2 separate regions of the Homo sapiens genome follow, and region 2 is linked to region 1. Evidence: read pairs that join two places in POLR2A ChIA-PET (ENCODE). Cell type or tissue: OCI-LY7. All regions are shown on one strand.

What was found. ChIA-PET counts read pairs that join two places held together with the same protein. Peaks named below come from ENCODE experiments on the same cell type or tissue, not always from the same donor. Only the 100,000 strongest peaks of a DNase experiment are listed, where the experiment ranks them.
Region 2: POLR2A ChIA-PET joins it to region 1 with 6 read pairs; 3 of 35 experiments call an interaction of 5 or more read pairs at or near these places.

Annotation. Positions count from the first base shown.
Region 1 is chr21:31,770,457-31,774,456 of GRCh38, forward strand. No RefSeq gene overlaps it. Among named protein-coding and RNA genes, the nearest start is that of SCAF4, 40 kb to the left of the region's middle. RefSeq lists an enhancer at 2,368-2,657. In OCI-LY7, no CTCF peak of the experiment used is centred here; a DNase peak (open chromatin) is centred at 2,385; H3K4me3 peaks cover 1,844 bases; H3K27ac peaks cover 3,176 bases.
Region 2 is chr21:31,622,285-31,626,284 of GRCh38, forward strand. No RefSeq gene overlaps it. Among named protein-coding and RNA genes, the nearest start is that of SOD1, 35 kb to the right of the region's middle. In OCI-LY7, CTCF peaks have their summits at 1,586 (motif pointing right) and 1,794; a DNase peak (open chromatin) is centred at 1,567.

The DNA.
Region 1 (4,000 bases):
GCCTTCTTTCTGGCTGTGGCAGAAAAGTCACAATGGTCTTTCCCAAGTATATGCCATTTGGCTACCAAAAATGCATCCTCCCTTTCCTAGCATGGAAAGTGACAGCCCAGTCAAGGGCTATTTTCTCAACCCTCTTCATGCCCAGTTATGGTCATGTGATTAGTTCTCAGCAATGAAATGTGGGCAGCAGTGATGGGAATCACTAAGGACTTAATGTTTTTCTCTGCTTTTATTGAATGCGCACTTAATTGGTGATGATTTGCAGAGAAGTGGAGAAAGCAGGGAACTAAGGAGTTTCTATTTGTTTACTGATTCTAAGCCCTGAAAATGCCAGGTGATCGGGGGTGATCAGACGTGTCTGAATCACGTTGGTGGTGCCAGTGACTTGCTTGATGTTTGCCTTCCCCATCACTTCAGCTCCCTGAGGCCTGGGACTGTGCCTACCAAGTGCTACATGGTCTCCCTAAAGCTTGGGTTATAGTACACTCTTTATTAACATTTATTGTGTGAATAAATGAAATGCTTTACATTTACTGGTGACCTCATCAACTAATTCTTTTTTTTTTTTTTTTTTTGAGACGGAGTCTCGCTCTGTCACCTAGGCTGGAGTATAGTGGCGCACGTCGGCTCACTGCAAGCTCCGCCTCCCAGGTTCACGCCATTCTCCTGCCTCAGCCTCCGAAGTAGCTGGGACTACAGGCGCCCGCCACCACGCCCAGCTAATTTTTTGTATTTTTAGTAGAGACGGGGTTTCACCATGTTAGCCAGGATGGTCTCGATCTCCTGACCTCATGATCTGCCTGCCTCGGCCTCACAAAGTGCTGGGATTACAGGCGTGAACCACCGCGCCTGGCCTTCATCAACTAATTCTTTTGGTAAATGAATTTCTGCTTAAACCAGGCCAAGACCTTTCTTTATAAGAAGCCAGGCCAGTGAATCAGGGAGTGAGATCAGAGGAAAGGAAGTCTCCCTTTTGTGTCTTTAAGTCATGTATTGTGCCGTGACTAGCTGGAAAAGCTGCAAAATAGTATAATAGAAGCTGTATATATCAGCAATAGCAAGGATTACTTGTCTGAGAACCTGGTTTGTGCCAGGCACTGACCTTGATGCTTTTCATACATTGCTTCATTGAATACTCATAAAAGCTACCACACAGGTGTGATTCTCCCTATTTTACAGATGCATCAGCTGAGGCTCTGTGCGGTAAATAAGTTGTTCAATGACAGAGACCAAGTAAGTGGCCAAGTCAGGACTCATATCCGTCTTCCTGACTTCGAGCTTGAATTCCCTTCTACCATACCTTATAAAAAGAATTCAGCAGCCTGAGGTTCAAGGTTCAGCTGCATGATATTGAGAATTCATTTAGTTTCTCTGAGCCGCCATCTCCTTATTTGTGGAATGGAGATAATGATGACACTGATTGATGCTCAGCTCCTCACAGAGTTATTGTAAAGACAAGTGAGAGAATGACTATGTGTTTTGCAAGTGATTAAATTCACAAACACAAGTCACTTTACTTACAGTATACTGGAGACACTTACATTAGGCTTTTAAACATTTATATATATATGTATATATATTTTTTGATACAGGGTCTCACTTTGTCACCCAGGCTGGACTGCAGTGGTGCAATCTTGGCTCACTGCAGCCTAGACCTCCAGGACTCAAGAGGTCAGATCCTCCCAACTCAGCCTCCTGAGTAGCTGGGACTACAGGTGTGTGCCACCATGCCTGGCTAATTTTTTTTGTATTTTTTTGTAGAGATGGGGTCTCGCCATGTTACTCAGGCTAGTCTTGAACTCCTAAGCTCAAGTGATCCATCCACCACGGCCTCGCAAAGTGCTAGGATTATACGTGTGAGCCACCGCTCCTGGCCAGACTTTTTTTTTTTATTTAAAAAACTTTATTTTTAAACTTTAATTTTTGAGACAGGGTCTCACTCTGTCACCCATGCTGGGTTGCAGTGGTGTGATCATGGCTTACTGCAACCTTGACTTTTTGGGCTCAAGGGGTCCTCCTGCCTTAGCCTCCCAAGTAGCTTGGGCTACAGGCATGTGCCACCACGCCTAGCTAATTAAAAAAAATTTTTTTTGTAGAGACGGTGTCTTGCCATGTTGCCTAGGCTGGTCTCGAACTTCTGGGCTCAAGCTCCCACCTTGGACTCCCAGTGTTGGAATTACAGGTGTGAGTCAATGCGTTGGGCCGCATTAAACTTTAAAGTTTCTGAATTTGAGGACACGACTTTATGACAGGCAACCTCTCAGTTTTTCAGAATAGAAATAATCCTTTCAGTCACATGAGAGAACAGTGTCTTCTATTTTAAGTAGTCAACTTTCTCTTTAGTGTTGTTTGTATGTGGGCAAACCCTACCCAAGTTTCTGTTCCTGAAATCAATTTCTTAATTTGCATTAGGCAAAAGTGTTGCATAAGCTTATTTTATTATCATCCAGCTTTTTATAGATCTTTGCTGAGAGACAATACGGGCTTGTTGAAAGAGGCCCTGTTTGACTGTCCCAAGCCCTGGGATGGAGTCCTAGCCCTGGCACTTAGCAGCTGTGGGATCGTGGGTGAACTACTTCACCTCCCTGCTTCTCAGGCCTCTACATCTGCAAAGTGAGAACAAGGGGAGCTCTTTCCCTAAGGGCCCTTTCACTGTACTACTTAAAAATGATTGCAAAGAGTCTTGCGTTAAGCAAAACTGAACACCTGCTGTAAATGTCTGCACCTCAGCAACATGACCCACAGTAGAATCTATATTTAGTTGCATTTGGATAATCTTCCTTTCCCCTTTTGCTTTAGCACTTTCTACCTTCAATTATTTCTTTATTACAGCAATGCCCCCTTTTTGCTCTACTGATGTGGGTGAGATGCAAATGGGCCTTTTGAGACTCTTGCTGTGTCCCCTGGGCCCCAGATGGACAGATGGGAGACAGAACGATTGTGGAGTACATCTTGGAGCTGACAGGTTTTGGGGGCAGGAAGTGTTAGTCAACACATGAGAAAAATGGGGTAAACAGCTGGAAAAGGCTGAGCATTAGCTGACAGGCTCTTTAGCCAACTGTCCTAGGACTGGATCAGGGCCTTGTGCATGGTGGGAGAGGCACCTAGGACCTGTGGAAAGGACAGGAAGCCAGACCCAAGAAGCCTCAGGCTGCAACCTGGCCCTCAGTTATTATCACAAAACTTACAAAGGTGTGAGCCTCGTGAATCAGCTGCAATAGATTGTTGCCTTGAGGACAAGACAGTCTAAACAACTAAAAATTAGCCAGGTGTGGTGGCTCATGCTTGTTATCTCAGGGCTTCAGGAGGCTAAGGCAGGAGGATTGCTTGAGGCCAGAAGTTCAAGACGAGCCTGAGCAACACAGTGAGAGCCCCCCCCCAACCCCCCACCCCTCAACTTCTACAAAAAAATTTAAAAATTAGCTGGGCATGGTGGTGCACACTTGTAGTCCTAGCTACTTGGGAGGCTGAGGTGGGAGAATTGCTTGAGCCCAGGAGTTTGAGGTTGCAGTGAGTTATGATTGTGTCACTGGACTCCAGCCTGGGCAACAGAGCAAGACTCTGACTCAAAAAAAAAAAAAAACAAACCCAAAAAGCAAAAAGCAAAACCAAAAACCACACATACACAATGAAAATTATTACAAAATAGCCTGAACTTGGTAGATCCATTTCTTACACCAGGCATGGTGGCTCACATCTTTAATCCCAACATTTTGGGAGGCTGAAGTAGGCAGATTGCTTGAGCCCAGGAGTTCAAGACCAGCTTGGGCAATATAGGACACCCCATCTCTATGAATTAGCCAGGAGTGATGTCATGGGTCTGTAGTCCCAGCTACTTGGGAGGCTGGGGTGGGAGGATGGCTTCATCCTGGAAGGTAGTGGCTACAGTGAGCTGAGATTGCGCCACTACACTCCAGCCTGGGTGACAGAGAGAGACACTGTATCAATCAATTAATCAATAAATAAAATGAAAGAAAAGAAAAGAAAGCATTTCTTGAAT
Region 2 (4,000 bases), 150 kb before region 1:
TCCCCTCAACGGGATCGCACTATTGTGTGAATCCCACAGCCTCATCCACAGCCTCACCGCATAGTGGTTTGTAAAGATTTTGAGTTTTTGCCATTCTGATGGGCAATAGGTGCATTGCAATTTAAATTTCTGTTTATATTATTATGTAACTAGAGCTTGCATTCACCCACCATGTGAGTGGTTCCTAAGACTTTAATTTTGAGAAATGGCTTCTACTCAGGCTCCAGGTCCTTATTCTTCAGCCCCGACCCCTCTTTCCTCCCTGTAGACACTTCCTTCCATCTAAACCGCCACGGCAGCCTCCTTCAGCACACAGATAACATCCTCCTCACTGAGTGGGCAGGAAAGGAGGTTCAAAGAATGAAGTGGTTTACCCAGCCAGTAAATGGAGAATCCAAGACTAGAGACCATCTGTTCATTTTTGTTTGTTTGCATTTTTTTCCTTTCTTTTCTTTATTCTTTCTTTCTTTTTCATTTCCTTTCTTCCTTCCTTTTCTTCCTTCCTCTTTCTTTTTTTCTTTCTTCTTTCTCTTCTTTCTCTTTCTTTTCTTGCTCTCTTTCTTCTTTCTTGTTGTTGTTTTTGTTGAGATCATGTGCTCAGATTCCTAGTACATGACTATAAAGTTAGGAAAGAGCCCCCAAGACCACTTTCCCCTCTGATACCAATTTAAAGTTTAGGGGTCCCCACAACCACCTTCAAGTTCAATAATCCACTTGGTGGACTCGCAGAACGTACTGAAAGCTATTATACTTATACTTACAGTTTATCATAGCAAAAGGACACAGATTAACATCAGCCAAGGGAAGACACACATAGGGCAGTGTCCAGGAGAGCTTCCAGCAGTCCTCTCCCAGTGGAGTAATGGACTCCTTCTGGAAACTATATGCACGGACTATATACATGGAGTATTGCCAACCAAGGAAACTCACCAGGCTGTTGGTGTCCAGAGTGTATAGTAGGGCTTGGTCTTGTGGACATGGCTGGCTTGACCTTAGTCTATTCCTTCAGGGGTCAAGCTGATATGGTGTGGCCAAATCTCCCACCATAAATCACATTGGTCTAACATGTTGTGTCTGTTTGGCATGGCCCATGGCCTCCAGGTAAACACAGTGCTATTATCAAGCAGGACATCTAAGGGCTTAGAGATCACCTCCCAAGAGCCAAGGGCAAAGCCCAGATCTCACTTCAAGTAAGCTTAAAATTCTTTACTACACAACACCCTTTCCTTGTTACAGGAGAGTGGGGGTGCCCTGCTGGCCCTCACAGAGGAAGAGCTCATAACTCATAACCCACAAAACTGTAATGAAGGGCAATCCCATCCGACTGAAAAATGGGACTGGAAACAGGCACTGAACATTCCAGAAGGAAAGAGAGGGGCACAGGGGAGCGCGTAAGTGGATTTAATGATGGCTAGTCTACAAGAAAAAGTGCAATCGATTCAGGTTATTGAAAATTCACCCCCAATATTTTCCTCTACTCATCAAACGTGGAAGAAAGGGGCTCATTGGAGCTTGCTCATGGCTCGCATCAGGGCCAGCCGGCCTGTCTTGTTCTCTGATTATAACATCAAGGACCCCTAGGTGGTGCTGATTTCTAGCTTGGGTGGCAAATAGTTAACAACAACAAAAAAGGAATCTGAAAGTTCAGCAAACCTCTTCTTTTTTTTTCAAACTTTTTTGTTTTTGATTAAGCACATTCCACAGTACAAAGCTGTCATGAATAATATCTGTACAATTGAACAGTTTCAATAGCTGTTCAGACACAAATTTATTTCAAACAAATAATTGGCAAACATAATTAACTACAAGTTAGAATTAGACTATCCCAGTGCTTTAAAACATTAATATAGCAGTAATTTACATTTGCTCAATTATGGTTAGCAAAATAAAGTCCAGAGTATGGCTGGGAATTTACTATTATAATCCCAGAAAGTCAGAATTCCTTGGGTGCCAAAGTCCCTTGCTATAATTTAGTAGGAACAATTCAAAGGTTGTGTACATATTCAAAGGCCATGATCTCCCAAGGAACAAGGGGGACTTCTATATTAAACAAGCAAAAACAACAAAAAATCTATTCATTCATTCCGAATTGTCTCCTCCTCTGCCCCTACCTTCCCCCTGGGCTTTCCTGAGCAGTTTGATATTGAAGTTGTAGGACGAAAAGAGGTCAAAACTAAATCACTTTCACAACCACCATCAAGCTTACAACATCTGCCTTATGAATGGAGGTTTATTGTTTACGCTTTGAGACTCAACTTCTCAAAAACATAAATTAGTAACATGGGAAGGAAGGATTTTTTTTAAGAAAAACTAAAAAAGCAAAGCCAACTCGATAAATCACATACACACACATTGATCCCCACACCGTTCTCAATGCAAAGGACAAATCGGAGCCCAAGGACCTTCCCTTTAGTAGTAGAGCATGCTTCCACAGGAAGAGGTTTAATTTATAGGAGGCTGTTTATTGGTCCTTTAAAATGCTATTGATGGCCGGGCACGGTGGCTCCCAAAGTAATCCCAGCACTTTGGGAGCCTGAGGCAGGCGGATCACAAGGTCTGGAGTTCGAGACCAGTTCGGTCAATATAGTGAAACCCCGTCTCTATTAAAAATGCAAAAATTAGCTGGGTGTGGTGGCACGTGCCTGTAGTCCCAGCTACTTGGGAGGCTGAGGCAGGAGAATCACTTGAACCTGGAGGTGAGGAGGTTGCAGCGATCTGAGATTGCGCCACTGCACTCCAGCCCGGGCTACAATGCGAGACTCTGTCTCAAAAAAAAAAAAAAGTTATTGACATTCCTTGATCTTTGGAAACAACGGCAAAGGGCAAATCAAACCTAATATTGAATAAGGGAGAAGGAGTGCCAACTGGATGCCAATGTCCTTTCCATGCACTGTCAGGGTGATAGTGCCAGATGCCAACGTCCTTTCCATGCACCATCAGGGAGACAGTGCCATTTACACATTTGGGCTGTGTACTCGGGAGTACTCGGGAGCTTTGAGAACCTGCTGAGGCCGCAGCAGCACGTGACACCAGAGATGACTGGGGTGGGATTCATGGACTTGAGGCTTTACACCACTTAGGAGTGCCCTCCCCTCAGCATGGACCTCTGAACCAGCCTGACCTGACCTGCAGGCTCCAACACACCAGCGGGCCCTGCCAGAACCTTGGCAAGGACAGGATGCATGAATTCCAGAGCCAGGACAGCCCGTCAATAGGGCCTTATTATTTCCCCTTCCCAGGGCCACAACTGCACAGAATAATGATTTTTGACAGTGAAGCCAAATGAATACTACGGGAAGTGACCACTAGTACTCAGGAGTACTTATGAGAAAAAGAATAAGAACAAAAATGTTTAAGTTACCTCTCTATTGTATAATATATACTGTACAACAAATAAAACATTCATGTTCAACTTTAGAAATTACATTTTAAAACAAGATTCTCCTTAAAAACACACACAAACCACACACACAATGACAACAAAATAAAAACACTGTAGGAATACTGCAGGAAGGGTTCCAGGTAATCCACATCAACCCTGGTATCAGGTTCTTGAGTCCAGTCCATGGCTAAGCGCGAACACACTCTGTATTAGTGTCTCAAGTGCAGGGGGCCCTGACCCCAGCAACTTTGAAGTTAAACTGTTATGTACATTATATCTACATGTGAATACAGTATTTTAAATTAGGAGGCAAGCACACATATAAAGGTGTTACTCTACCAAATATCAGGAGATGGTTGCGGTTCAGAGAACAGTTAATAAAAGGGCTAACCCCCATGGCACGTGTATACCTATGTAACAAAAGTGCACGTTCTGCACATGTATTCCAGAACTTAAAATATAATTTAAAAAAATTAAAAATAAAATAAAAGAGCTATGTTGGGAGATAATAACTGACTTATAGTTCTTTTTTTTTTTTTTTTTTTTTTGAGACGGAGTCTCGCTCTGTCGCCCAGGCTGGAGTGCAGTGGTGCAATCTTGACTCACTGCAACCTCCGC